Linked DNA regions of Mus musculus: regions 1, 2 and 3 are each linked to region 4. The links are chromatin loops, found by intact Hi-C in ENCODE. Cell type or tissue: heart. All regions are shown on one strand. Links, peaks and the distances in the headings refer to the core of each region. The heading gives the core; the rest is flanking DNA. Region 1 has its middle 6.4 kb from the start of 2310043L19Rik. Region 2 has its middle 15 kb from the start of Gm29856. Region 3 has its middle 31 kb from the start of 2310043L19Rik. Region 4 has its middle 25 kb from the start of Gm30013.

Region 1 (7,492 bases), core at 987-5,986, 110 kb before region 4:
GTACTCAGAGTTTGAATTAGTATGTGGGTCTCCAACTGGGTCTGGAACCTGACTCTAAGGTTCTGGAGCCTCTGCCCACAGACTTACTCAGGATAGGCTACAGATAGGGGGTGGGGATGGGACAGGATGGGGTATCTTCAAGTGTAGCAGGCAGGCCCGAGGCCCCAGGACCTGGCAGGGAAGCAGTGGGCCTGGGGAGATGAGGCTACTGGGCTCTTAAGTCTCATCTCCCCCTTTTGAACAATTGGAGATTCGCTGCCACGTTTCTTACTTGGTCTAGGCCTCAGTTTTCTGAATGTTGGATGTGTATAACCCGATCCTCCACCTCCTTATAAGGACTCTGTGAGGCAGCATATAAAATGTTTAGGGAAGCCCTGTCCCTTACTCCAGATCTTCACAGCTGGAGAAAGTAGAACAGGGTCAGGGGCCTGTCAGGCTCCTGGAACAGGGCCCCTGGTGCCTATTGTTCAAGCTTGGCTGACCAGTTCTGAACTTCAGGCTCAGATATCACAGAGCCTCCCAACCTGGATGACTGGTTCCTGGGCTCCATACCCACACCCCTCCTGGCATTCAGGAGCAACATTACAGGAGAAAGAAAACGGAGGGACCTAGAGTGACAACTTGTCCCTGAACAAGCCAGAGTTGACCACATGTCCTCAACAAGCCAACTGAAAGAGCCAGATTAGTGGTGAAAAGCAGAGAAAGGAGGTTTATACAGTGTGGCCACAATGGGAAGGATGACACAGAGATCCAGCAACCCTCTACAAAGTCCATCCCAGGATCCTGACATGAGGGTAAAGTTTACATAGAAGGCAAGAAATATGGATAACTAAGCAGTCCGCCAAGGTGTGGCTCTGCCCCTCTGTCACCCCAGCTCTTAAGTCTCCTGCGAGGTCCACGGAACAGTTGCACATCTTTCTCCCAGACACTAGCTCCTCGCCTGGCTTCCCTTGGACTTCAGCCTTTTATTTTCATAGAGGAGATTCCTGGCGGCTAGGGGGATACTCTGCTTTCTTGGGGTCCATTGTTGCAAAGTCTGAGAGCACAAGTGAGGCCTGCTGCATTGCCTCCCTAGTCAGTTGCTCTCACCCTTTGACACTCCAGTTTCTCTTCTTTGCACTTAGAGGTTTGAGTCTCTTTGTGGCTGTAAGCATTTGCTGGTACTCAGAGGTCGTCCTGCCCCTCTGGACACTCTGGAAACCCTGGGTTGCCTGGCTGTCTTCCTGCCCATGGGGATAGTAGGCAAGGAGGCACTCTTCCGCTCAGTTGCCCTCCCTCCTTTGCTCCTTCAGCAGATAACTTATCCAGGCCTTCCGGTGAGCCCGGGACGGGAACATTCATGTCCTAAAAATGAACATATGGTTACCTGTCCCCTGTCTCTGGTGGGAGATGGCAGAAGAGGCTGCCGGAGAAGGACTTCCTGGGGTCTCCTGGAGGGAGGGGCCACACCAGGCTTTGTGGTCTGGGCTGCTCACTTTTTGGTTGCTGTTCTGGCCTTGCTAAGGGACCGTTGCTAACACCGATGAATGAGTTTCTCTTCTAGTTACTTTCCTGTTGCTGTGATAAAACATTGACCAAAAGCAACTAGAGGAGAAAAGGGTTCGTTTAGCGTATGATTCCAGGTCATAATTCATCACTGAGGGAAGTCAGAGTAGGAGTCGAAGGTGAGAACTAGGGGGCAAGAGGCATGCATGAATGCGTCCAGCTGGCTTGCGTTCTGTTTCGTTCACAGGCTCATCTGTGGCTAACATTTTTGTATTGCCAGGACCATGAGCTGGAAATGCTTATGCCCACAGTGGGCTGGGCTCTTCTGCATCAGTTAGGACAATCCCTCATAGACACGTCCACAGACGAATCTGGTAAAGACAACCACTCAGTTGAAATATTGTGTGTGTGTGTGTGTGTGTGTGTGTGTGTGACTCTACATTGTATGAAGTTGAGTTTATGGTAGGGCAGCATCCTCCACTCTACAAATTTGTGAATATTTAATGAAAACATCACAATCTCATCTATTTCAAAGAGATTCTTTCCTCTCTAGTTAGACTGGTCAAGAGAGGCACTCTGTGGTCTGCCCCTGCCTGGGCTTTGTTTATACTTGCCTGACAAATGCTCAGCGAGATGTTTTCCCTCGAGGCTTCCTTTCCAGTCAAAACCCTCCCAGCTATCCCTCTGCCACTTTTTTTTTTTAAGATTTATTTATTTATTTATTATATGCAAGTACACTGTAGCTGTCTTCAGACACTCCAGAAGAGGGGTCAAATCCTGTTACGGATGGTTGTGAGCCACCATGTGGCTGCTGGGATTTGAACTCTGGACCTTCGGAAGAACAGTCGGGTGCTCCAACCCACTGAGCCATCTCACCAGCCCCCCCTCTGCCACTTTTGCCAGCATTCAATTTACTTTCTTTTCTGGGCCTCGCAGGAGAATGGAAGCAAGTTCAGCACCTGCCAGATACTGTGCTAAATCCCTTATACTCAATGAGTCAGCGAAGTGGGCACTCTCGCTCTACCCAGTTCACAGATAGGACAACTGAGGAACAGAGTGACATTACAACTTTCTCAATGTCACACAGTCGTAAGTGGCAGGTACGGTATCCCGGCTAGATTCCTGAGTCTTTGCCAGTCACTAAGCTATGTTGGGGATGACTTAACAGCCAGAGCTGGAGGGCCCTGCCCTTGCTTCCTAGGTGACTACATGCCCTTGGGGGACTAATGACATCCTTCATGGATTCATTCAGTGAGCAGACACTGGGAGCCTACTGAGTACCAGTGTCTGTTCCTGTAAACAGAGAACAGCTCAGCCGGTAATGAACCGCTCCACCACACAACACCTCCGAAGATGGCAGAGAGGCAAACGCTAAATGGACGTGCAGCACCCAACTTGACTGGCTGGTTAATTATACTTCTATTAGGCGCTATGAAGGAAAATGTATTGTGTTGGAAGGGAAACTGGTTTGGAGCAATTAAGGAGGGATTTCCTGAGGAAAAGGCTGCTTTGTTACCTTTGCTCCAGTGAGGATAGTATCCTGGCACTCGGTGGGGACTGGGGAGCACCCAGACGAGAAGGGTGGATTTCAATGGATCAAGGAACTCAAGTTCTCATGCTCAGCTTGGAACAGAGGAACCAGTGTGGGGAGCTTCAGGGAGGAACCCCAGTCGGGATAGAACTGATGCCAGCAAACACTGCTGTCTGTGGGCCTGTATTTTTCCTGATGCTTGAGGGACAGTCTCGGCGATCCGCACAGGCCAGTCCACAGGGATGGAAAGTCACTTGTTGAGAACGTGACTGGAGTGCTTGATTTCTGTGAAGACCCGGCAGCCATCCCCGCCTCTTACCCTTCCTTTGATCCTGCTCTGAGACAGTCTCCTTGTTTCCTGTTACATGTTTGCCTCTCTCTTAAAAACCAGACAGAGCAGCTCCTGCAAGCTCTGGACTTCACCCAGGGAGAGTCTCCCTGTGGGCATTGGCTGCAGCTTGGGCTGGTACGGTGGAGTCCACCAGAGACAGAGCGCCAACACGGGAGAGACAGGCGCAGGCCTGCAAAGGTTGGTTTCTGGTGGGGTGGAGTAAGGTCACCTCGCGTCTCCTCCTCGTCATTCTGACACAGCTGCCCAGATCTCTTCTGTGCACATTCTAGAACTTCCCTCAGGATTGTTCTGGACAAGCCAGACACCACGTGTCCATGTTTTATCTTCAAGATATGTGTTAGGCAGAGGACTCTAATGAGCTGCTGAGTTACCTTCCTGAGCAGGAGGTGTTTGGGGCACTTGGAGCCATGTAAAGGAAACAAAGAGATGTCCATGCAACCAGAGGGGAAGCATTCCTCCAAGTGTGTCCTCACTCAGATGGATGCACAGCTGAGCCTCACATGTGTCGGCAGCTAATTTCTGCTCCAGACTACTCTGCCACTCCCGTGGGGACTTGGGGAAACAAAACTCATATAGGATTCCAGGCTCCCAGTTTTTGATATTCTGACTCCTGAGCAGCCCAACCTCCCAATGAATTATAATTTGGCCCATGGGAAAGAAAGCAGAAGGTCAGGTTGGGCGGTGGACTAGAAGATGGATGAGTGTTGGTCACTTTCACCACCAACCTGATGTATCTCCTAGGAGACAAGTCTCTGGGTACTTCTGTGAGAGTATATAATAAACTGGGAGTCTGGGTCTCTTGTGGGAAGGAGTGAGTTTAACCAAGGAGGGAAGATTCATTCTGAAAGCGGTAGCACCACTCCCTGGGCTACCTGGTCACTGGCCAAGAACTTGCACTGCTTCGGACTGCCGTTTCTCTTGGGACTGGTCCTTTCTGCTTGAGGGTGACCTGGTGACTCTGCACATGAGGATGCTGAGGTGGCACCTCATTAAATCTTGAGACATGAAGCACGGATTCAAAGGACTTCTCAATACTTTTTCCACTAACCTTTTATGCCTGAGAAATTTTTACATGACCTTGAGCATATGAGTATATAAAATACATGAACAAAGTATTTACTGATAAATCATATAGAATGTAGTTTTTAAATAACATTTTAAAAGTAAAAGCAAATTTTCATGCTAATGAGGTGAATGCATGTGTTTATTTTCGTGTAAAGAATTAAGTTGTGGCTAAATATTTGATGCTACAGGCAGTAGGGCATCTTCAGCATCTTCCAGAGTTGACTGATATTCTTGTATCACAAAATATCAGCGCTATGTTTAGGACCATTTCAGAAATTTCTAGAAAGTCTTCCCTAATCCCAAACCAAAATTTATGTTTTATGAACTCAAGTCAGAATCTCAGATAGCAAGTTTTAAAATAAAACATTCTAATATGTTACAACCCAGAAGTAGTCTACTGGGATACTTGCTGAGGGATGGTGTTGGGAAATATTAAAAGTCTTTGTTTTCTGTAATTAAAACATCATGTTCCTATAAGAGCAAAAACTTCATATGAGCAGAGAAATCACTGCGGTTCATAACCTACAATAGTCTTAAATCTGAGCCAAGGTGTTTCATTTGGTATGTGTAGGTGTTGCATATATAGTGTAAAATATGTGTTGTGTGTTCAAAACCAAGCCTTAGTGAAGTTGTGGCATTCATACAACATGTGTGAATGCTGCACAGATTTATTATGTTTGGTTTCGGATTCATGTTTGGTTGTTGCATGTCCAGAAACCCTTTACTGCTGCCATTTTTTGCATGCCCCCATTCAGTTACATATTACATAGTAGGGTCATAACACACAGTCTAAAAACTTGGGGTCTGGGCTAGGGAGATGGCTCAATCAAAAAGTGTGAGAGCCTGCACTCATCCTCCAGAACACACATGAGAGCTGGCTGCATGGTGTGACTCTGTAATCATAACCCTGGGGAGACATGAGCTGAAGGATTCCTCAAGGCTTGCTGGCTAGACAGTTGGTTTATCTTAATTGGTGAGAGACCCTGTCTCAAAAAGTGATGAAGACATTTAGCATCAACCTACAGCCTCTATGTGCACATAAAACCACATGTAGTGCATCTACCTACACACATGTGAGTGTATGTGCCTATGTACACACACACACACACACACACACACACACACAGAGAAGCTGGGGTCTAACACACATGCCCTGTATACTATCAAATCACGCCAGGTTTTAAACGGCTGTGTCATGTGTGGTATCTAAGCCTTAAGGATCTAGAAGTTTACAAGGAAAATTGCTTTTAGAGTTGGGACTCATTTTTCCTTTGCTAGCTGTATCTGGGCAATGGAGCCTGTGGTCTGACAGCTAGGAAGAGCTCTATAGCTTTTCTTGTTGACGCCTCCTTCTTTAAAAGGATTGTGTGTGCTCATGCATGAGTGGCTGCATACATATTTGAATAAGGTCATGCCCGTGGCAGCTGAAGATCTCCATCAGCAAACAGCAGCATCATACTTTGGAGCTGACTCATACGGCTTCTGTCCCCTGGCACTTTCCAGCTTCTGGAGAGATCTCCACTAGGATCTGATTTTCTTTTTTCAAATCACTAAATCCCCTTCAATATCAAGACTTAGAACTGGAAAACTGGCTTATTGCTTGTAAAGAATGGAGTGGACCACTCTTACAGGCTCCATGTGAGAAAAGGTGTCGAAGGCTTTTCAGGAACTGAAACAGACTTTTCATGCAAGGGGCTGTGCACCTCAGGTCCTGTGCTATGTGTTGGGTTCCCTAGCGATGCCCACCATCCCTTTCCTTGAGAAAGTCATGAGCAGCTTCGCTCCGTTGAAATACAGGTAGAACGATTCGTAATAGACCCCCAGGGACAGACAGATCAGCCCTGTTAGTATCAGCTCTCTAGAAGTTCTCAGAGGTAGTATGAATCTTGAGCCCAAGTCTCTTGTTTTTTATTTTTAACTTATTATGTACAGTTGCTTTAGGGTCACAGCAATATCAAGTGGGAGGGACACAGCCACACACATATGTAACCTTCCCCACTACAGGGTACACCTCTTAGAGTTGAGTCTCTATCAACCCTTCTTTCTACCTGGAGTCCTTAAGGCCATTTTGACATGTGTTCTAGGCCCACTCTTCAGGGGTAAAAGGAACCAGCCCTCGCCAACTCCCAAGTACTGGAGACAGGAGTTACAAAAGGAAGCAGATTCATAGACAAGTGCTAATGTGGCATTAGGCTAGTGACGAGCTTTGTTAGGAGAGACAGTCTCATGACCCTAGGCCTTGAAGTGGGAGAGCATTAGAAGAGGTGGCATCGTACCACAGATGGTGTTGTGGGCTCTTGGAAGGAGGGAGAAAGGACTTCCATTTTGTGAGATAAAGAGAGTTCTTGACTCACAGGTTTCAGGGTGGGGGAAAACTTGCCCCGTACCATGTGACCTGCCTGTAGCAGAAGGCTCTGATGAAAAACAATAAAGTACCCTTCAAGGTTGTCTCGAGCTTCCTTGTAGCTACTGGGGAGAAGGCAACTGAAGAGCTGCAGCAGGTTTGATCAATTCTGTCGCAGCGAGGGCTGTGTGTGTGTGTGTGTGTGTGTGTGTGTGTGTGTGTGTGTGCGCGCGCGCGCATGTGTATGTGTATGTGTGAGAGGGAGATAGGAGGCGTGATTTCTAAGAGAGGACGGCAACCGGTGGATCCATAACCAAGCAGAGACCGTCATCATGTTTTTTTTGCATTCACATGCTTCTTTCCAGGAAGGTCATAGTTCAAAGCTCTTTCTGAGAACCAGTTCCTACAAAATTGTCCTCTGACCTCCATATCACAGGCGCTGTGGTGTGTAGGCTCCATCCCACACAAACAAACAAACAAATTTAATATAAATAAATAAATAAATAAATAAATAAGGAAGAGAGAAAGGGTTTCTTCTAGTTTCTATCCTCATTCAGAATGCTGACTGCTGGCAAGAGAATGGCCTGGCCCCCAGCCTCAGCATCTCTTTGTGCCTTCAGCGTGACCAGGCAGACTTCATGGAGTCCTTTGCATGCTCCTGACTCAAATGATGGAGAAGTCAACAGGCTACTTTCATCCCCGTCTCTTTGGAGTT
Region 2 (7,492 bases), core at 1,618-6,617, 61 kb after region 4:
AATAAAGTAAATCCTTTTTAAAATACGGGGGCTGGAGAAATGACTAAGCCGTAGAAAGATTATTCTTGCAGAGGATCTGGCTTCAGCTCTCAGCACTCACACTGGATAGCTTACAACCTCCTGTAAATCCAACTGCAGGGGGATCCAATGCTCCTGGGCCAGGCACTGTGCTTCTCCCTTCTCCATACATAGGTTCTATGCTCTCTCTAAACTAGGAAAGTGGGCCACAAGCTCTTCTCCCCGCATCCACATCCCTGAGTTCTCAGCCAATGCCTTCCCACTTGACCATAAACTCAGCCTCCACTCTAACTCTGAGCAATGCAATGTACACAGACTTGAAGCACTCTGCATGTTGTCCTGTCTGCATGCTCACAAAGCCATGTGAGAAAGCCAAGCTAGCCCCATGGTCTGATTGCCACTGTTTCATTGACCAATAGCCATCAACTTCAAAAGAATGTGAGCAAGACTATTTTAATTAAGATCACTGCCAGGCATGGTGACACATGCCTTTGATGCCAGCCTTCTGAAGGCAGAGGTAGTCAGAGCTCTGTGAGTTTAATGACAGCCTGGACTACACTGTAAGTTCCAGGACAACCAGGGCTACATAGAGAGACCCTGTCTCAAAAAAAAAAAAAAAAAAAAAGTAAAAAAGGAAGAACAAGAAATAAAGAAAAAAGAAAAAGATCTACTGGTTGACCACAGACACATTGGAGATCCTACAGAAACTGGCTGAATAGGCCTAGATCTTAAAATAAATCAAACTTACAGAATGTAAACTCAAAAAACTTGCATTTACTCTAAACAATTAAGTCCTGGGGTCCTTTTCTTATGCAGCAGAAGCTAACTAGCACAAGCTTCCAGCCAAGACTGGGGCCAATAAGCTTTTTCTGTAAAAGGCCAGATAGTAACTATTTTGGCTCTGTAAAGCCACAAGGCCTTTGTTGAAACTATTCAACTCTGCTGCTTTTGCCAAGGGGCCATAGACAACATGGAGAAAACGAGTCATGGCTGACTTTGGCTAGAAAGTTGTTGTTTGTTGATCCCTGTTCTAACACTGCAAACAGTCAATAATCACACAAGAGTGTGTACCAGCAAATGGCCATTGCACATGAGCAGCTGAATCTTACATTCTATTAGAAAGAGTCATTAGGGAGCCCACCACAGACTGGTCCACTGGAACCTCCAGGAGATGGTTAAGGCCATAGGAAGAACAAGAAGCTGGGTCATATGTCTCCCAACTCCACTCAGAACAGAGCTCTCCTTGCTGCATCAACTCTACAGCATTTGGGCCTGACCCCAATCTACTCCTGCCACCACAGAATGTTCTGGAACAGAGGACAGCAGCTTACAAAAGAGGCTAACCTGGGGGGGGGGGCGGCGCAGAAAGGGAGGGATGGTGGCATCCTCTCATATAGAAGCCTTCCCTACGGGGAAAGGTGTGGGTAGGAATAAGATGGGTTTTTACAAGTGAGAGGACCTACCACTGAAGGGTAGGTGGAGGCCACCTAGCAAGGAAGCTGTGCAGAAGAACATTAGCATCTAGAGCTGGGTGCAACTGATGACTGTGAAATTCCTCCTACAGGCTCAAGTGCTAAAGCCTTGGCCCTATTAAATGGCACTATATCATGAGGTGCTAGGAAATTGGGGAGGGTCAGTTGGAGGAGATAGGTTACTTAGGCATGCCCTAGGGCCTTCCCGTGGCTCATTTCTCTCTAACTCTTTATCTCTCTGGTTCCTGAACACCATGAAATGAGCAGGTCTGCTCTGTGATGCGATCTCTTACCACTGTCTAGAAACTGAGCTCTCTGATGCTGTAACTCAAAATAAATCCTTCACAAATCAACAGTCGTATGAAAATCCATATCTAATGCCAGTTGCTCCTGGGAGAATATATCCAAGACTGCTTTAACAAATTGCTACAAACTTGGGGGCTTACACAATAGACATCTATTGTTCTTCCATAGTCACAGAGGGAAGACGTCTGAAATGAACATGTGACCAGGGCTGTGCCTTCCCTAAACACTCTGGACAGGACCTTCCTTGCCTCTGTCTAGTTTCTGGTGGCTTCTGGCCACTGCTGGTATTCCTTGTCCAGTAGCACCCAACTAGCTTCTGCCTTCATCACCACATCCTCCCAAAGTCCATCTTCTTACAGGCATTGGACTAAGATCTTCCCTAGCATGCTGTGACCCCATAGCTGGGTTATATTTGCAAAGCTCCCATTTCCAAACAAGTTAGTACTGTTAGGTAGCAAGAGTTAAGACTCAAATCAGTCGTTTTAGGAATGCAGCCCAGAGCACAGAGAGAATGAGGAGGCACAGCTACAGGAAGATTGCACATAGGTACTGTGGTGTCACATGCACCCCAAGGGCTCACCCATTAACACATATTAAGAAGAAAAGTGTCATTGTCATAAGAGAAAGATGTAAAATACGCCTGTGGGATCTAGAAGTACAGATAACATGACTCATTAAGAGATGAAATGATAGATAGGTAGATAGATAGATAGACAGACAGACAGATGATATGTAGATAAATAGATGATAGAAAGATAGGTAGATGATATATGGATAGATAAATACATAGATGATAGTTAGGTCGATCAGGGGTAACAGGGATAGAGATGAAGATGGGCAAGGATAGACCTGAGGACCTGGAGACAGTATGGATCCAGCCCCATCAAGATGCTGAACTGTGAAAAGAAAGAGGTAGACAGAGGAATAACTTAATGGGATTGAGGGTATTTTTTGTTTGGTTGGTTTTGTTTGCTTCATTTAAGTAAGACTGACTGCACCAGGAGAAAGGACACCATTTCGTTTCGAGGGAGGTACTGAATATTGAGGCTATGAGCCTAGAGCTAGGGGCTGTGACACAATGTTCGATGGATTACCAGGATCTGGCATCTCTGGCAGATGAAAGAGGGAGGAGCCTGTGAGCAGGGGTCCTGGAATCCTTTCCTTAGTGTTTTATGACCCATTGCTACATGAGCGATCCCATATGCTGTCATTACAACAATCCTCTTTGCAACAACCATCCACCCATCTCCCCCGCAGAGGGTGGTGTAACTACATCTTCCTAGAACTGTCCTTTTGTGTTTCTTCGGCCAAAACTTATCAATAAATGCTTTCTGTGGACCCTGTCTCCTCAGGACTGAGAGGAGGAAGCATCAGCTCGCGGGGCTGGGTAATTCAAGCCATATTCTGCTGATGGTGACTGCACCTCCTTAGGTAGGCTGGACAGGATAATTATCATCATACTACACATAGAAAAGCAACCTAGGCATCATTGAGGAGAGCATTCAAGAGAGCATTACTGAGTAGAGGAAGTTTTAAGAGGTGGGGCCTGGTTGGAGATAGGGTTTGAAAAGACCTCTTTCCTCCTCCTGTGGTGACAGAACGGGCTTACTTCCCTAAAGGTAATGAGCTCAGCTGATAATAGACAAAAGCCTCAAAACCCAGGAGCTCAAGGAAACCACCGCCCCCTTTTAAGGAACCTCTGGTGTGTTGTTATCAGCAGAAAGCTGACCAATATACCCAGGATCTGAAGAATAGGCAGATACATATGGTACAGATCATTTTGATCACACTGGTGACTAGAGCTAATGATCACTTATTGATCATTGAGGAGCAATGACATGTCAGGGAAGCTGAGTTGGGGCAGGGATGCAGAGTCTATAAAAAAAAAACACAGGGGTGGGGGAATGGAACGGAGTGAGTTCTAGAAGGGAATGAAGAGGAATGGATCCAAAATGGTGATAATAGTAACAATAACCTACAATCTCAATGTGCAACATATGGTTTACAAAGCATTTTTACACTATTGGTTTGCATTTAGTCCTTATAATAGCCCTTGGAGAAGCAAGCAGAGAGGTACATTGTCCCCCTCCCTCCCCGGAGATTATGACTGTGAAGTGAGTGCTCTCCAAGCAGCAACGTATTCCAAAAGAATGCGGTGAGAACTCCGCCGCTGTTACCTGCCACCGTCGTCAGACATATATATCCTCCTGGATTGCCGTGGACAGCTCTTCTAGTTTGGGTGCCTGGTGACTCATCATAGCTAGCTCAGGCAGAAATCCTCTGGTCACTTGTCTTAAGGTTTCCCACCGCCCCAGCTGATCTCTGCTTCCCCAGCCAGATGTGCATCCTTCCTGCCTTTCTGTTGGCTGCCACCAGTGAAGGACTAAGAATGAACAGCCCCCACTGGAAAACTCAGTTAGGTGGAGTCCCAAGCCGTCTCCCAAGGATGGACTTCCTTCTTTACAAAATGACTCATCCACCCACCCGTTCCTTCAGCAAACCAGGGAATGCTCAGTGTTTACAAGACTCCAGGCTAGTAACCTCCAGACCCCACATGATCAGGACACACCTCTGCACTTGAAAGTGGAACAAAGTCACGCACAAGAAAGAGGTCAGGGCTGTGCAGGCCATGAAATGCAGAAAGGAAGACACACACAGAAAGGGGGAGTCCCTTTCCAACTTCTGTCCCTGCAACAAGAACCCTGGGGTAAGCAGCTTCTGTGAGAGAAGGGGGTTTGTTGTTGTTTGTTTGTGTTTGTTTGTTGTAGCTCACAGTTTTGGAATCTCCACTCTATGGTCCAATTGTCCCCAGGGTCTGTGGTGGGGCAGCACACCAAAAAGGGAATGCTGGGTACAGCAAGTAACTGTGAAACAGTTTGAGAACCAGGAAAGGAGCTAGGGTCCCATGATCCCCTTCAAGGTCACATCCACACCGTCCTAACTTCTTCCTACTAAGTCTCACTCATAAAGATTTCATGGAATCCAGTATAGACATGGGCTGCTTTTCTGTACATGAGCCCTCCCTGTCTCTTCCTGGTGCTATGATAAACTGTCCTGAGGAAAGATGGCCATATTCAGGCTCACAGTTCAAGGGAATACATTCCAATATGGTGGACAAAGGATGGCAGCAGGAGCAGAAAGCTGCCTGGCTGTCTTTCCTAGGCAGTCGGGAAGCAGAAAGAGGACAGGAAATGGGGCTGGATTATAAAATCAGAAGCAGGAGAAAGCCACAAGTTCTAGGCCAACCAGGGCTACATAGCAACATCCCGTCTCAGGTAGATAGATAGATAGATAGATAGATAGATAGATAGATAGATAGACAGACAGACAAAATAAATGGAGGGAAATGAGAGAGAAAGAGAGGGGAAGGGGAGTGGGAAGGAAAAACAGAGAGGAAGAAAAACAAAGGTTGCACAAGGTATAGATGAGATGACATATAGCCAGTGCACCGTTAGTGACCACCAATGCTATTTCACTTACACAAATGTAGCAGGCTCCTTCGGAGAGTAATTGGAAAGCCCAGAATCTAAGAATTGTAAAGGGAAAATCACCTGCCACCCCTAACGATGACCAAGTGTTGGTAACTGTGGCTGGTGACAGCCAGCAGGGGTTTCTAAGCAGGCAGCTGCAGTGCCAGCTTTGGAGATAGGCGGGGCTCAGCCCATCAACTGGTTTTGACCTTGGGCACACTACTTCACCCTTGGACTCTTGATTCTTCTGTATCACAGTTTGTGGGAGACACCAGCTTCCTGCGGTTGATGTGAGAATGTGAGCGTCACTATCAAATGCCCAATTCACAATAGGTCGCAGTGGTCTCAATGGGAACGAGAACAGACACGTGTGTTACAGGCAGTGAACGCCATGGCATTTAGGAATGACCATACAGAGGGAGCACGGGAGGCTGGCAAGGGCAGCAGAATGTCTCTCCAGGCCAAGCCTGGGAAAGCACTGACCTCCACACTCTATGGTTCCTATCTTCCACCTCTCTCCCTTCCCTCCAGGTCGGGATGCTGGCAGGAAGCAGCCTGTGGGTGGTGTGGAAGGTGTGGAAGCTGTGACAGTAATACCAACAGTAGCTGTAGTAATAGCTGGCACCTTCCTGGAGGATCGCTGTGTGCCAGGCATGGAGCCAAGCCCCTTCTCACCTCCCCCTCAATTCCAAGAAAGGGGGATGGAGGGATGGAAGGGTTCTGCTTCAGAAGCTAGGCCTGTGAGCGGCCTCCCGGAGATTGGGGGACTACATGGATGATGTCTGAGCCCCACCACCAGACCTTCCTAAACCCACCTCCCTGAGACCTCTGTTAAGTTTGTGCTTCCGAGAACAACCAAGTCAGTGGGAAATACACAGAGCGTGATACACATACCAGAAAGACTCCAGCATGGAAGAGGCTGACTCTTTCTCAGATTGGAACCTGCCCCATGAACCTCAAATCTACATTGCCATAGAAAGCAAGCAACCCCCCCCCCACACACACACACCCCAGCTCACAATGTGTTGAACATCAATTAAATGTAAACTGAGTCCTAAACACAAAAAGGAGATGCAGTAAGGCTGAGTTTGCTGGCCAGGATTTGTCTAGATGGGAGCCTAGCTTCTGTTAGAAGGCACGGACAAGCTTTGGGTACTCCAGAGCATATGCATAGTCAGAATAATTGATGGTAGTTTTCTCCATCAAACACAGGATGGTCTCAGTGGCCTCAGTGGATCCCTGATCCATGGACGATGTGGGGCATAGCCATCTCGTTTACCACTCTGAGTAGCACCAAGAGGCAGGAAGCACATTAGGAAACAAAACAAAACAACAACAAAAACCAAAACCAAATCTCAAATCCATACTACAACCCAGTTGTGTGACTGTAGATCAGTCACTTCTCATCCCTTATCTGAGCCTGAAATTTGACTAAGTTGAAACCCCGATTTGTGGCTTTCAAAGGTGACCCTCTTTAGTCATTCAAATCTGAATTTCTGGGTCATCAAATCGAGGCAAAAGAAACTGGTACCAGGCTTCTTCTAGATTCAGCATCAGTCACCACTCATACTATGGGTTAGGGTATTTGTGAGGCTCTGGGGGAAAGTCAGGCCGTTAAGAACTGTACAGTAGGGGCATGAACCCAGTGTAGGGGGAGGAGGGATCTGTTGCCAAGGGGGAGTGGGCTGCAAAGCAGAGTGAGCAAGACACACCAAGAGGAAAGGACAGTTCAGCTTGGGTTTTCTCGAGCCAGGCGATGCCAGCTTTCTCAGAACGTTTGCTGGGTAAGTGATGTAAGAGAGAGAGAGAGCTACCACCACAGAGATCAGCTAAGCAAGCACTCGAGGTTCAGGCCCTCGGCCCACCCACCTCATAGCTCATTGCCTTTACAGCAGCTATGCTGGTCCTCAGGCACCAGGAAAAGACGTCGACTGAATGTTCCAGGTCAGTGGAGAGGGTCCCTCTAAGGACAGATCCCTGGGGACAGAAGCCGCAGGTGGAGTGGCAAAGAGAAGTAAAAGCTGACAGGCACAGCTGAGCCCAGGGGAAGTACCAGCCGGAAAGGGGTGAGGCCAAGCAAGAGGAAGAGCTGGCACATCTGGATACTCACGAGGTGCCAAACCCTAGACCCATACACACCCTGCTCATATTATCTTTAATTCTTTCAAGAGATCTGTGAAGTCTGTATTGCTAGATCTACTTTAGAACAGAAAACCACAGCTCAGG
Region 3 (7,492 bases), core at 1,488-6,487, 80 kb before region 4:
GTGCCAAACCAGGGTGGCTGGGGATGATGACACCATTATACAGGGGACGGTGCCCGGGAAAGAAAGGAACAGTGAAGCGGTGTGCTGGGCTTGGGTTGCAGACATATCAAGACGCTGTGAAATTTGGATGGAGAGATGTTTAGGAGGCAGATGGAGGCACAACACTGTGCTGATCCGCCGTGACTCATCCAGGAAGCCAGAAGCATCTGAACTGGAAACTTAAAACATTATATCACACACGGAACACCGGCATCACAGGAATTAGAGGGGTCCTTAAAAATCCCAGAGTGCAATTGTTTATTGACCACCTGAATTCTCTAGAATTCACCCACTGACCTTCCTGCACTTTGGTCTCCATTGGCAATCTTTTTCTGTACTTAGAGCTTTTTGATTCACCTTCAAAGACTTCTAAGGTTCGGTGAACTCTCTGTGTTAAGTCTCTAGCAGTTTCATTACAGATTTTAATCAGTCCTACAGAGATAGTCTATTGGACACTTATCGACCTGGCTCGGGTTTTCCATAAGTGCCCTGTGGAGACTCTCTGAGACTATTGTTCTAGGTTCTGTGAGAAGCTTTAGGTTAATGAAGCTCATGGCAATTCCTCTAAATGGTTATGGGGCTGGAGCATGGGCGTGCTGATTCTGAGGAGAGCTGGGTACACACCGCCTCATGTGGATCTCAGCTCTCCGACAGTTGGGAGACCCTGGCGACTCAGCCACTTAGAAGTTTTTGTTCCTTTCTGGAAATGAAGACACTGATGGTGTTAAATCTAGAGTCCTTGGGAGAGTTCACAGTGAGGGAGTTTAAGTCCTTGGGAGAGTTCACAGTGAGGGAGTTTAGCCATCGTTCTTACTGTTTCAGACACAGCTACCACAGGAAGCACATCCTGCAGCACAGGGGACATGGTAGATGGAGGAAGTCGATGGCAGAAGTGCTTCTTGTCTCACTCACTGGCAAAGCAGGGCCATGGCTAGACTCTCTCTGGTTTAAATGAAGTACGTCATAGAGAGGAGAAGCGGCAATATGGAACCAAGAGTCACAGTTTTCCAAGGGAGAGAAGCTTGGGGAAGGAGCTGCTTCCGGCATTTAGAAGTGAGAATGTTTGCATCATCATTGGGAGGTCTGTTTGAAGTACTTTGGCTAATTAGGTGATGGTTAAATCATGCAGCTCCCATCTGCTGAGCCTTCTTCTATGTAGAATGCATCTGCCTGAAAAGTTCTAGGTATATGCCTTTGTAAAGGAACTCTTGCAGTCTGCACGCTGCAAGCCCCTGTGCCGTGGATGGTAAATTACTTTATGAAGCTAATACTAATCACAAGCACTGAGCTAGTTTGATTACTTAGCATGTGCTTTGTGAAGTGATTTCATTTAAACCTTGCGACACTGACACTACCATTTCCTCTCAACCCCTGGAGAAACTGAAGTCTAGCAAGCTATGTACAACTCTATGGCAGGGCCCAGACCTCCCTGTCATTTCTCTGTGTGTCTGTGTGGATTTTTGCCAACGGCTATTATTAGAACATAATGCACCTGCAAGAGCAATGAGTTACCATTGATTTCTAAACACTTGTGGCTACTCAAGACTCAAGAGGGACCGAAACAGAGCTAAGCTGATCTCAGGCACCCTGAGATAGTGGGCTGAGTCTTTGAGATGCTAGACGGAGGGGTGAGGCAGGAGAGGGAGGAGGAAGAGTGACCTGGAGATATATTTGTGACAGAAGACTGACAGAGAGCTCATGGGCAGGTCCATTTATAACAATCTAGAAGGTTCTAGCTTTCTTGACAACACTGGGCCCATTATAAACCGACTCCAGCTGACCAGTCTATTTGGTTCTTCTATACTTTTCTCCTTTTAAGACAGACTTTATTTTTCCAAAACATACTATTTTCTCCCTATCTCTATTTTCCCACATGTTTATCTTTTACCTGAACTGGCTTACTTCATAGCCCAAGGTGGTAAATGCAATAAAGCTACCGCTCATTTTGTGTTTATCCCTTTGACAAACACTTACCATGGGCTATTCCCAAATTCCTATGACAATTTTGCAAGGTAGAGATTCTTTGCATTTTGCAGCTAGAGAAAGAGCAGCCCACCCAGTCTAATCAAAGAAACCAAGTTTACATGATTAGCTCTAGGGCTAGGATGTAGGTCTGAATGATTTTAAAGGCTGCCACTTTTTCCTATTCCTAGGCCTGCTGGGATTTCTAGTCATCATTTAAGACAACTAATGTCTTCTCTTCAAGAAAGCTTTCATGAAATTCTCAGGAGGTGCATACTCAGCAGTTCCTTCAGAGGACATGAATGTAGTCAAAACAAGTACATATGAAAGGTATACACCATTCAGCTTTTGCAATGTAACCTAATAATGACAGGGGGAGGTGTATCTTCTTACACACATGCAATAACATGTCTCCTCCCTTTCTTCCACCTTCTGAGCTAACTTTCTCCATAGCTCATCATGTAATATGCTGCTAATAAGTTATTGTTGAATTAATGAATAAATTAACCAATGCTAAGGAGCTTGTCTGCAAAGCTGTGAACTTCCTCCTCTTTGCCAGATTATTGATTCTGCCTCTAAGTATATGAAGCATATGGTTGGCCATGCAGACCTCCATCCTTGGAACCCAATGCTTCCCAAGCCAGTGCGATAGAAATGATTGGAAACTGAACCAGGCTTCTGGCCTCTCTCTTTGTGGCCCCAACAACTGCAACATCAGGACTAACAGCAAAAGCAACAGTAGCAACTGTACCAAACCTAAGGACTGGGTGAGATCCTGGTCCAAACCCATCATAGAGCATGCACAAGTCCCTCACATCAAGATTATTCCACATAGATATGTGTTAAGTGCTTCTTCAATGGCTGTTGTGGCTTGTGTTGTCTCCCAGTGTTTGCTTAGGCAAATGTCCAAGCCGTTTATGTTTTAACATGAGAAAAATCACTTAACCTCATAGAGCTTCTCCCACCTTCCTTGTCAATCATCCCTCAGCATTTGTCCGTCTCTGACCTACCTTCTTCCAGTTTCCAGCCACATTTCTTCCTTCAAAGCATGATGTGACTTTCATCTCCGCAGTCTGAGCTGATTGCAAATGAGCGGAGCCAGCCTCTCTGTTTGAAAGAGTTAACATCCCTTCCCCAGCAACTGAGCAAAGCGAAGTTGTCATCCAACAGAGAGTGACACATCTGTACAATGAGGGCTGTAACAATGGGCACTCTGAGTCCAAAGGAGGAGGCATTTGCTCTAATGCCTTGGCCACAGTGTGAGTGGCAATAGGTCATTTAACTTCAACTCTCAGAGTTGGTTTTCAAGGAAATAGACTTCACACTGTGCACGTTCCTTCTTACCTTAATGTCATTCACCTTGCGTTGGACCGGTTGCCCCAGTGTCATTCTGTCTTTTATTTATCTCAGGCAGAAGTGTCCAGGTTCAAGAGATAAAGGTTTCCTTGCTCCTCCCTGCCTCTTCATACACCCCAGGACACAGACACAACTGTAAGTATGTGCTGTGTTGTGCATCTGAAGTAGGGAGAGACATCAGACAAGAAAGGACAGCTAGCCAAGCAGATCAGGGCTCAGGAAGGCAGGCGGCTACTGTTGGGACATTGGTTTCACCTGAAAGTGGTCCCTGTTACTCATGGCTCTCTCATCCCAGAGGCCTTCCTGGCCTGGGAGCATTGGGAGATTACATTTTTTTTTCAAGCTAAAGACATTATGCAAATGTTTAGGGAGGGGCCATTAACTGATTAACGGATGAGTATGAATTGCCTTGTCTGATTAGGTGATTAATACCTATTGTAAACTAGCAGAGCCCAAAAAGAATAGAGTCTGATGGAAGGGGACTAAATATTTTGCCCATACTGTTACCAGCATTTTAGGTAGGTGTGTTTTATCTCATTTCAATGTGACATACAACAAAATTATCTCATCACAGGGAAGGAAGAGATGGAGGGCAGAGAAGAGTAGTCTTCAGGAAACCTAGCTGTGCTTTCTACTCCCCCACACAGGCTTTGGTAGCATTCTCTATAGAAATGGCTATTTTCCCATTTTGATGAAGAATCAGGATTGGAAGAGCCATCAATCTGTCCAAGGCCCAGAATCAGGAGTGGGACAGACTCATCACTTTCCTGCAGGGCCAGCCTTCCTCATCGGGTGTGAAAAAGTTAACCAGAAAGCATGGCTGGATTTTGAGACTTGGGATTGATTGTGAAGATGATGGTTAAAAAGAAACTATGGAACTGGTGGTAGTGTTGGTCTCAATCACTGAGTCCTGGGATCCCTGCTGAACCCTTCGCATTTATTATTTTATTTAATGTTTACCAAAAAATGCCTGTGAAATAGGTGTTATGAACATTCTTTTACAAATGAGAAAACCGAGGCTCAGAGACAAGTGTTTGCATCAGAGTTTGTGTCTTTCTTTTTCTGATGATGAAGCAATACACTGTAGCTGGAAGAGAACTCAAGTATAGATGAAAACCCCCATCTTAGCTTTTCTATTACTGTAACACAACACCTGAGATAATCAAGTTAAATAGAGAAAAGGTTTCATTGGTTCATGGATTCAGAGGTTTCAATTCCTGGTCAGTAGGGCCATGCAAAATACTATTTCTGGGTAGGAACTATATGGTAGAACAAGTTGTATCATTGTTACTAAGAAACAAAGAGTTGGAGGGGACAGGGTACCAATGCCCTCACTAAGGGCATGTTTGGGGGATACTTTGTCTCGAAATTGTAGCAGCACTCAGCAGCAGCATGATGTTCCAGCACCTGGAAGCTCTAAACTCTAGTACATGGAGATAGCACCTGCTCTCCATCAGGGTTATGATATAGAGAAATCCTTGGTAATTTATCACTAAAAGGAAGTGCAGCATTAAATTATGTATAAAACAATCATACACTAGCTAGAAAAATACTAAGACTGTTTTCTCTGAGTTACCTTTGTTAGGAGTTAGGAGTCACATTGATGCCTGTTAAGATGAGGGCAAAAAAATTCAGGTCTGTTATAGGAAGAGACTGAATATTCAGCAGACACAAGACCTTTGGGTACTCAGAGTTGGGGACCCACAGAGAGAAATGCAGAGTAAAGCTAGGGTGCTGAAATGGAGCTTCCAAATTGCTGAGACCAAGTTCCAGGGGTCTCACCTGAGACAGGTGAATGGAGCACAGAAATGTTCAATGGAGTGACTGTAACCGCCTACGTGACAGTGGAAGTTAGCCACACACACAGAGAAGCAGGGTAACATCTGTTCTTCCCTATCCTGGCATTTGGAATCCCCTTCCCTGAAGGTGAGGTTCAAGGATGCTAAGACTGCTTCCAGACATCCCAAAGCCTTGGTGTAAGTGGATCCCTCCCAGAAGATTCCACACATCTCCAGCCTTCTTCCCAGCATCTTGACACACTGTCTTGGGGAGAATGTTTTCAAATCAATCCAGCACATGAACAAACCTATGTGAAACCTAAGCAATTTGTTGCTCAACTTTACAGCAAGGTTTACCTCTCAACCATCGAGTATGCACATCTTAGGATCTGAGGTTGGAAGGGAAGGATCTATCTGGGACAGGGGAAATGTCTTGCTGTGTAGGCCCAGATGGCTGAGAGATCAGGCAGCCCCACATGGACACGGAGAAGTGAAAAGTGACCATAGGCTACCAGGTGTATTCTCTCTCTCTCTCTCTCTCTCTCTCTCACACACACACACACACAGAGGATAAACAGAGGATACACAGAGAGAGAGGGAGGGAGGGAGGGAGGGAGAGGGAGAGGGAGAGGGAGAGGGAGAGGGAGAGAGAGAGAGAGAGGAAGGATAATCTTTTTATTAGCTTCCAATTCCCAAGGTTCTTTATTTTCATTTTTACTTATTTACTTTACATTTCAATCACTGCCCCCCCTCCCCCCGCCCTGTCACCCTTCCACAATCCTTTCCTCTCCCCCAGCCCCTGGGCATCCCACCCCACATCCTGGCACATCAAGTCTCCTCAGGGCTAGGTGCAATCTCTTCCACTGAGGCCAGACAAGGCAGCCCAGCTAAAACATCTCCCACATACAGGCAACAGCTTTTGGGAATCTCCCCATGGTGGGGTGGTTCAGGATCAGGTGTGGGGAGGGACAGGAGGGAATCCTGAGATTCTTGAAGGTAGAAACACACTTTAACTCCACGTGAGCCGAGTATTCATTGCATATGCAGTTCTTGATCAACACCACCACGGCTGGTGAGAAGGACTTTTCAGAAAACGTCCACCCCTAACCAGCTCCCACATCTGTCTTCCGTGGCTCCTCTGAGTTCTCAGCCTGTCGTCCATGTATCTGATATCAGAGCTTTCTTCTTATTTTCCTGTTCAGCCTCTGACTTTTTGCATATCTATGAATTTTATTTTATTGCATATGTTTTTGCAATCCTCTTGTGTAATGAGGCCACGTGAGGTGCTCACAGCAGCGGGAACAGCACAAGCAACTTTCCTGGCTGTATTTCAAGTCCTCTCTAAAGAGCATGTGCAACAGTGTATCCAATCACTTCCTGCCCAGTGGCTGTGAATGGTCTCTTCCCAGTTCCCATCTTTGTAACATGATGTCAAAATAAGGGATGGTCTAGATGACAGTGTGGTAGTAACTTGCCCTTGAAGGTCCCTGTATCCAGGACATATTTTCTACACTTAATACCTTTGGAAATTTCTGCTCAAGTCCTCTGACAATGAATTGAACTTGAATTCTGCAAATGCATTTGAGCTTTGACATTCTCAGTATTTGTAAATTAAAGTTGAAAAAAGATTGCCCCTCCCAAGAGAGGGACACATCAATTCAGTGGAAAACTGGGGCACAGACACATTAGGAGACCTGGACCCAGAATCCCTGGAGCAGAAAACAGGTAAATCAGAGCCCAGTTTGTGCCCAGTGTTGGCCATGCTGCCCTGTCACTGGGGTTGGGAGGCAGCTGAAGCCAGGTGGGCGAGGAGCAGAGCGGCTGTGCGCTCTCTGAGGTAGCCAGATGGCAGGGAGCAGCCTGCTGGGCATGGTAATGGCCAACCGAGGCATGGACACTTTTTGCTGGAATTTGCTTTCTGTTATCAGGGCGCCAGGTGACATGGGTCATCTTCCGCTTCAAGCCAAGTTACAGGACAACAGGAGAAATTACCACCTGGCCGAGACACCTCGGTGAACAGCTCGCACGCGGCTTAGCCGCGAGTTCGTCCTCCCGGAACAAAACTCGGGCTTGTCTGATTCTAAAGGGCTCCTACTGTCCAGACCTGGGCAGGCCTTCAAGGGCTGAACCTGAAGCCTGAGCTTTGCAGCTGACCCCGAGGGCTCTCTTGCTTGCTCTGCAGACTCCATCCCAGCCCACTCGGCTCTCTGCCCACTCCCCACCCACCCATTGTCTTGTGTGCAGCTTACTTACGCAGAAGGCTGGTAGTGATGGATTTTGCAGGCACTGAACAAAGAGACTTTATCAAGAAGTCATTTTATTTTGGAAAAAAAAAGAAAAGAGAAAGTAGGATGTTG
Region 4 (7,492 bases), core at 848-5,847:
CACTAATATGTATGTTTTGTGTCCCTCATATCTAGTATAATCTTCTTTTGTACTCTTGCATATTTCCATAGTGAGACTGTGTTTCACACAGTTTTTTTTTTTAATATTCAGCAATGGACATTTAGATTCATGCAAAAATGTTTTTTGGATGAGGTGTTGGTTGAATAAAGACTGGTTGACTAGGTGGTTGGGTAGGTGGATGGACAGATGGGGGAGATGACTGATGGTGGATGCATGGTTGGATGAGCAGGTGAGTAGATAGGTCAGTGAATGGATGAGCACCAACTCTTAATATTAACCAAATTCTTTTTCAAAATAAGCTTGGATTTACACAAGTCTACTCTTCCTGCCTTCCTTTTAGGATATCTTTAACTAATTAGATATCCTAAATTAACTTGTAAAAGTTATGAATTGTTCAGAAGTGTTTTCATTTACAAGCAATTCAGGAGCCTGTGCAACAGGGATATGAGACCCTGGCCCAGAGCTCTCTTGCATCCCACACAGTGTGTGCCCTGTCACACACTGCAGGTCTCTCTAAGAGAACCACCGAAGTCCACTTCTCAGTTTGTTGTTTTCCTAACAGCGGCAGAACACTCTCCAAAGAGCTGCTTTAAGAAAAAATAAATCTGAGGAGCAGCAGGGAGGGGAAGAAGAAGAAGCCCAGAAAGGAGAACCCAGCTGCCTGCCACAGCATGGCCAGAAGCCTGTGTCCCCTGCCTCATTGCTTGTGGGATACTAGGCCAAAGTCTCACATTAATCTCAGGAACTCTGTTTGAAATCCTTATGAAAGTGTGGACAAGTTGTGTATGTGCCAGGATGTGGGGAGGGGCAAGCAAGAGAGCAAGTACCTTGTAGTATTTGAAGCTGAAAACCAACAACAGTCATTTTCATAGCAACTGTACTCTGGTACACAACTTACCATTTCTAACTATAGGCCATTCGTAAGATATGAAATTGGGTCACTTGTTAATTTTAAAGCCTTTATAATATTTTTAATTCAAATGTTTCTAAAACATACTTTTCCTGATTTCTGGGTTATTTGTTTGGTTTCTGTTGTTTTTGTTTTTAACTGAAGGACTGGGAGTATAGCTCAAGGGAGATTACATGTGTCTTAGTTAGGGTCTCTAGTGTTGTGATTAAACACCATGACCAGAATTAACTTGGGGAGGCAAGGGTTTGTTTCATCTTACCTTCCAAATCACATCCCATCCTTGAAGAACGTCAAGGCAAGAACTCAAGGCAGAAACCTGTAGACACAAACTGAGTCAGAGGCCATGGAAGAGTGCTCTTACTGGCTTGCTTCTGGTGGCTTGTTAAGTTTGTTTTCTCATGCACCTCAGGATTTCTTGCTTAGGGGCAGAGCCACTCACATGGATCTGGGTCTTCCCATATCAATCATTAATCAAGAAAATACCTCCCACAGGCGTGTCTACAGCCCAATCTTAAGGAGGCATTTTCTTGACTGAGGCTCCATTCTCTCTGATAACTGTAGATTATGTCAAGTTGATAAAATCTATATCCAGTTCAACATGCTAAGCCTTTATGAGGCCTTGGGTTCTCTCCAAATCTGTAAAAGAATCCTTGCACCTGTGTAACACCTACTACTTTTCTCTTCTTCCCTTTCCTTCTCTCCCTCCTCCTTTTCCCCTTCCTCCTCCTCCCCTTCCTCATCCTCTTCCCCCTCCTTCTTTTCTCCCTCTTCTCTTTCTCTTTTTCTAATCTCAAGCTTTCAAAGAGATGTGTGCATTTTGTTGCAGTTGTCTTCTTTGATTTTGAACCATCATAAAGTATGAGCAAAGGAAAGGTGATCAACAGATTTGGGAAGAGGAAAAACATCATTAAAGTTGCTTTTTGGGGGAGCTCACATGCACAGAATAGGAATTGTGTCATTCGCCTGGGAAAGAGAGTAGCAGAGAGACAGATGTTTCTCTCATTATTTTTGTTCCCAGTCACCCTTTCTGTTGCACATGTCACCACATAAGAGGCCAACCAGCACAGAGCAGGACAGCAGTATGTCACCTGTTCTTGTGGCTTCCCCAGCACAGGAAGCAGAACTTGAGTTGCTTGAGTCTTAGAGACATAGATTTAGTGTACATATATTGCACAATCATTTGTTCCCAACCTCATGAAGCAGCACTGGACTATTCCCTGCCCACCTAGCCACCTTGGTGGGTGGACATTTGGTAAGAGACTGAAAACCAGACGCCCCCCAAAATGGGTGTTTTTCTCCTTCTAGTTTACCTTAATACATATGCAATAAAGTTATGTGTTTTCACTGCATATAAGCACCTTTGGACCTGGTAAGAAGTTTCCAAAGTTTCTCTCTGTCTCTGTCTCTCTCTCTCGCTTTCTCTCTCTCTTTCTCTCTCTCTCTGTATGTGTGTGTGTGTTATGCAGGCATTGTATTGTACGACATACATATGTCTGCATGTTTGTCATGATATGCATATGCATACGTATATTCATGAAGGGCAAAGGTCAACACTGAGTGTCTTCCTTCATTATTCTTCACCTTAGTTTTTTAGGGAGGCTCTCTCACTGGCCCTAGAGCTCACTAGTTAAGTTAGGCCTCCTGGCCAATGATCTCTGTGAATCCACCTGTCTCCAAGCATTCCAGCTCTGAGGTGATAGACCCTGAGCACTGTGCCCAGCTTTAAGTGGGTGCTAGGGACCTGAACTCAGTCCTTGTGCATTCAACATTTTCCCAATTGAGCCCTCTCTTCAGCCATCTAGCTCTCTTGTTCAGAGAATGTATCTTTCATGGGTTAACTCAGAGTCGCCCTTGCAAACACACAGAGCTCCCGGAAGTTCAGGAAATGCTGCATTCTTGTCTGTGTTGGGCAGGATTTCCTGCAAAGGGTCAAGAAAACATACTTTCCCAATGGTCTTTGTTTAAATTACAGAAAGTCCTTGTCTCCAATTGGAGAAGCTGTTAGTCACTGCCATGGCAACAAAGGAAGATGGGCAGACCACTCCTTGGCACTGTTCACAAACCCTTCTCAACTAAAGCAAAGGAGAGACCTATGTGTTTCTGAATCTTCCCCATGGCTTGCCACACTGCCCCAGTTTACCTCATTGGTAAAACAGGACAACTGGAACCCGAAGACATGAGAAGACATGAACTGACATGCTGGAGGTCTAGTCTGGTCATGAGTGTTCCTGCTCAAGACATCCTCACCATCTGTCTCCTTGTGAATGATGGAAAGGAGTACCTGCATCCATCAAAAGCATCGGGCAGAGTCAAAAATTACCCCTTAAATCTCAGAGTGACAGTCTCAATGTCTTGCACGTCATAAATTCCTAAATGGGTTAGTAAGGGAAAGCTATCAGGTGGATAACTGGTCTAGAATGTGGGATGCCTGCTTCAGTGTCTAACACTAATCTGGCAACAATGAAAGTAACAACTGGAGCAATGAGCAGAGGATCTTGGATGTGACTCCAAAGATCTGTAGAGCCCAAGTTCTGTCCTCAACAACTAGAAGTGGCTGGGCTCCTGGCTGCAGGTGTCTGTGAATGTATGATTGTTAGGCCTTCCTGTAGGCCTTTTAAGGAGCTTGTCCTGTGGTGACATCATAGGATTTGTTTGTGGCTATTTGGAGGTGGAAGTCCACAGTAAATACCCAGGGCCATTTTCCCAGTCAATGTTTTCCAGAACGGCCCCATTAGGAAGCTGCTTTTCAAAGCTTTCTTTCCCTGTGTCCTCAGAACAACCCATTTGCTGTGTAGCTGAGTGCAGAGTGAAGGTCAATGCCAACCAAAATACCAGGGATGAAGAAGGCTTCTAACAAGGCTAAAAGCAAAGGTAAGTGATATGGAAAAATATACTCAGAAAAGTGGATTGCCACTGGCCTGACTTTTACAAAGAGTTAATAGTAGTCATCTCTTGAAAAAAAGAAAGCAAAAAAGGTGCAGCCAGTCATAGGCATAAGAATCTTTGAATTGTGGTATGGTAGCTCAGAATTTTCTAGGCCAGGGAGGAAGGGAAACTTCTTCCCATATGGTCACTGATAGGACCCTTTGATCAAATCAATAGGATCTCCCATCACTCAATGAAGTCACCAGAAAGAAGCTATGTGGGTTGGTTACCTTGAAGGGAAACAGGATATCAACTCTAGTCTGGAGTAACTACATTAATATAATTAATATGGGGGCTTATGTTTTCATCCATGCACTGTTTCAGAAATTCTGGTTACTTTAGATATTAATAAATTGACACAGGAAAATTTCATGTGTGCGCATACACACAGACACACAGACACACACACACACACACACACACATCTTCGGAATAACTAGACTAGAAAATGGGCTCTTCATTTCAGTCAAGTTCATTGTAAGGTCTTAAAGCCACATCCTTCTGGCCTCAGGTCAACTGAATGACCCAGGCACATCAAGTGGAGTGTATTTGGTCCTAGACACTGTTTCTGAGTCCATTCTCTTCTGCCAGGAAGTTAACTAGGGAATTCAGCTTTCAGTTTGGGTTTCTGAAGACACACAAAACTTATAAAAGACGACTACCCACTTTATAAATGCCTAACGATAACAGCAATGTGATTCACTTTACATAAATGTGAGACAGTTAAAGCTATGCAGCCAAAAGGCAGGATGGTAGTGACCATTCTTGGAAGGTGAGAGCTAGTGTTCTAAGAGACTTAGCTTATTGATCTGGGTACTGGTTACAACAGAATATTCAGTTGCAATCATGCTATTTTGTGCACACTGTTTGTTTACAAGTTACAGACCAATAACATTTAAGCTGATAAGTAATGCAGAACTAAGGTCAGAGGTACCCCCACATCAGGACATAGCCTGCTTTATGAAGTGAAGTTTATGCCGGGTTGAGATTGATGGGAGCCCCGTGAATCAGTGGTGCCCACTCATTCCTGAAACCTAGAACAATTCTTGGCACATACCAGGCTCTCAATAAACAGTTGTCAAGAAAGTGAATGGATTGATGAGTTAAATATGCACATTTTCCAAACAAAGGATTCAATAACACAGTTGTGTGGATCAGACAGCCGGGTGATGCTTCCATCTTACCGTGTCCTGAACTTACCTCTCGGGAGCCATGTTATATTAAGTCAGCCTGTGCTGTGATGAATTTGTCCAGGGCTTTTAAAGTCTCAAGATGTGTATATGCAGATATGTCTGTGGGCATGTCTTAGATCTCAAACATCCTCAAAGGCTATGTGTTAGATGTTCAGTCACCAGGCTAGTGGGAGGTAGCAGGCCTTTAAGAGCTGTGACCTAATGAGAAGAGGTTAGTTAGCCCATTGGAGCTAGCCCCCAATGGAATTGTGCAGATCCATGTGCTCATTGGTTTCCTTTACAGCCATAGTAAACTAAGTAGTTTTGCTTCACCACCCACTCTTGACATGAGGTTCTGTATCACCAGGCACCAAAGTAACAGAGCTAACTGACCATGGACTGAGACCTCCAAAACCAAGATAATATAAATCTTTCCTTTTTTAAATTGATGACCTCAGGTAGTCACAGTGGCAGGGAAGTTAGCTGATGCATCTACACACCTGCCAGTACCCATGGTCTCTCAGATTGGATCTGTTTTTGTTTGGTGGATTCCATAAAGACTATAAAGAAATGAGGCAGAGACCCAATTATTTCTTCAAACAGTTACAACCTCAGTTTGTTCAAGTGTGAACTGTTCAAGGGCATCTCCCATCTTTACAAGGACCTAACACAGAGGTTAGCATGTGGTTGATGATCAGTGAATGTTGGATGAATGAATGAGTTCAAGACAGTCATTGTGTGGCTTACTCTACCAAAGAAATCTTGCTGCATTTACTTTGTGTTTTTTGGACACTGCAGTAAAGTTCTAATCTGCTTTTTCAGGGTTAAGGACACAGAGGAAGAACACCGCCCGACAGGTTGAGTCTGCACTTCCAAAGGCTTATGCTTTTGACAGGGTCATCGTAAGTCTAGGCCTGGTCTTTATGGGTCAAGAGAACAGGTCTTGTTATATTAGTTCATGTGAAATGATGGTCTATGGAAAATGTCTTATAAGGATTGAGTGGCACACCCACGTACACACTTAAAAGTGACTTTTGATCACTTAGAAGCAGGTGATACTTGCCTACTTCCCAGACCTGTCTTCAGCCTGCTATTTTCACTCCGACCTCCACCATCAGGCTGATCCACATCTTACAAAGCATCTAGCCCCAGGGTCTCTAGCACTTCTAAGCGTGTGCAGGGTGAGCTCATCAGCTTCTGGAGGAACATGAGCATGGGTCTGGACAGCAGCCAGGTCAAGGGCCAGTGTTGGGGGGTGATCATGGTGAACCAGAGGCTGCTGTGCGCCTTGGAACTAGAGGTGAACTCCAATATCTAGGCCATGCACATTCAGAAGAAGATCAAAACCCTCAACAGGAGGTTCACCTCCTTCACCCTCAAGGTGTGCTTCTTTCAGAAGCAGAACCAGGTACTAGAAAGCAAGTTGGGGCCTCCTGCAGTGCATAAAGTGGTGTGAGCTTGAAGTAATATAAATAACAAATGTAAAAGCTACATCCCTAGTCTGAGGTGGCAGTTGGGCTCCTTGGGCCAGAGGAAGCTGTAGATGGAGGTGGAGCTTGGCAACATGCCGGCCTGGTAGAAAACTCCAAGAAGAAGCAGAAAGATGCCATCAACCAGACAGGAATGGAGAATGAATTTGTTCCCTCGTGAAAGATGAGGATGATGCTTACACAAACAAAATGGAGCTGGAAGCTGACCTGGAAACACAAATGAGGTCAACTTCCTCGGGCAGATCCATGAAGGCGAGATCCGTGTGCGGTGAGATCTGTGTGCTGCAGTCTTAGACCTTGGAGATCCATGTGTTCTTGGACACGGCCATGGTTCTGCTCACAGGCAACAACTGCTACCTGAACATGGATGGCATCGTGGTCAAAGTCCATGACTTTGTCCTGTTTGAGATCCTAAGTCCCTGGGCTGAGGTGGAGAGCACTATTGGGTCAAATATGAGTATTGTTGGCTGGGAAGAATAGTGTAGAGTTCTCCAAGATGAAGCATAAGCCACTTATAGACAGAGATCAAGGCCCCCAAAGATCATGTCTAAAGGTTTCCATTACTGACACTAAACAGTGTGTGGGGATCTGGTCTTTAAGGATGACAAGGCAATCTGACCGAGCTAGAGGCTACCCTGCAACAGGCCAAGCATGTCATTGCCCAGAAGCTATCTGAATCCTGCAATCATCAAGCTGGTTGCAGATGGTGAGACCACCACCCACGGAGAGCTGCTGGAGGTCAAGAGAACTGATAGAGTCTCGGAAGGAGAACCTGGAATTCCACATGGGGCCTCAGGAGCCCTGGCTTCAGTGATGGTGTGAGTTCCTTCCAATCTGGCTTTAGTTCTGCTGAAAGCTCAGTCACACCACGGCCACAGTTATAAAGAAGACCAAGAATAACATCAACTTTCCAATCTCTGATAGCCTCTCCAATCCTTTGATAGCCTGTGGTATATAAGGAATTCCAGATTAGC

Evidence for each region. Peaks named below come from ENCODE experiments on the same cell type or tissue, not always from the same donor. Only the 100,000 strongest peaks of a DNase experiment are listed, where the experiment ranks them.
Region 1: a loop joins it to region 4, with 8 times the contacts of the local background. A loop is called at or near these places in 3 of 42 quality-filtered maps.
Region 2: a loop joins it to region 4, with 2.3 times the contacts of the local background. A loop is called at or near these places in 4 of 42 quality-filtered maps.
Region 3: a loop joins it to region 4, with 2.1 times the contacts of the local background. A loop is called at or near these places in 3 of 42 quality-filtered maps.

Annotation. Positions count from the first base shown.
Region 1 is chr1:177,632,766-177,640,257 of GRCm38, reverse strand. No RefSeq gene overlaps it. Among named protein-coding and RNA genes, the nearest start is that of 2310043L19Rik, 6.4 kb to the left of the region's middle. In heart, for the core only: no CTCF peak of the experiment used is centred there; a DNase peak (open chromatin) is centred at 3,007; H3K27ac peaks cover 399 bases.
Region 2 is chr1:177,467,085-177,474,576 of GRCm38, reverse strand. No RefSeq gene overlaps it. Among named protein-coding and RNA genes, the nearest start is that of Gm29856, 15 kb to the right of the region's middle. In heart, for the core only: no CTCF peak of the experiment used is centred there; a DNase peak (open chromatin) is centred at 4,216.
Region 3 is chr1:177,608,442-177,615,933 of GRCm38, reverse strand. No RefSeq gene overlaps it. Among named protein-coding and RNA genes, the nearest start is that of 2310043L19Rik, 31 kb to the left of the region's middle. In heart, for the core only: no CTCF peak of the experiment used is centred there; no DNase peak of the experiment used is centred there.
Region 4 is chr1:177,527,382-177,534,873 of GRCm38, reverse strand. It overlaps the pseudogene Gm7064. Among named protein-coding and RNA genes, the nearest start is that of Gm30013, 25 kb to the left of the region's middle. In heart, for the core only: no CTCF peak of the experiment used is centred there; DNase peaks (open chromatin) are centred at 1,993 and 2,843.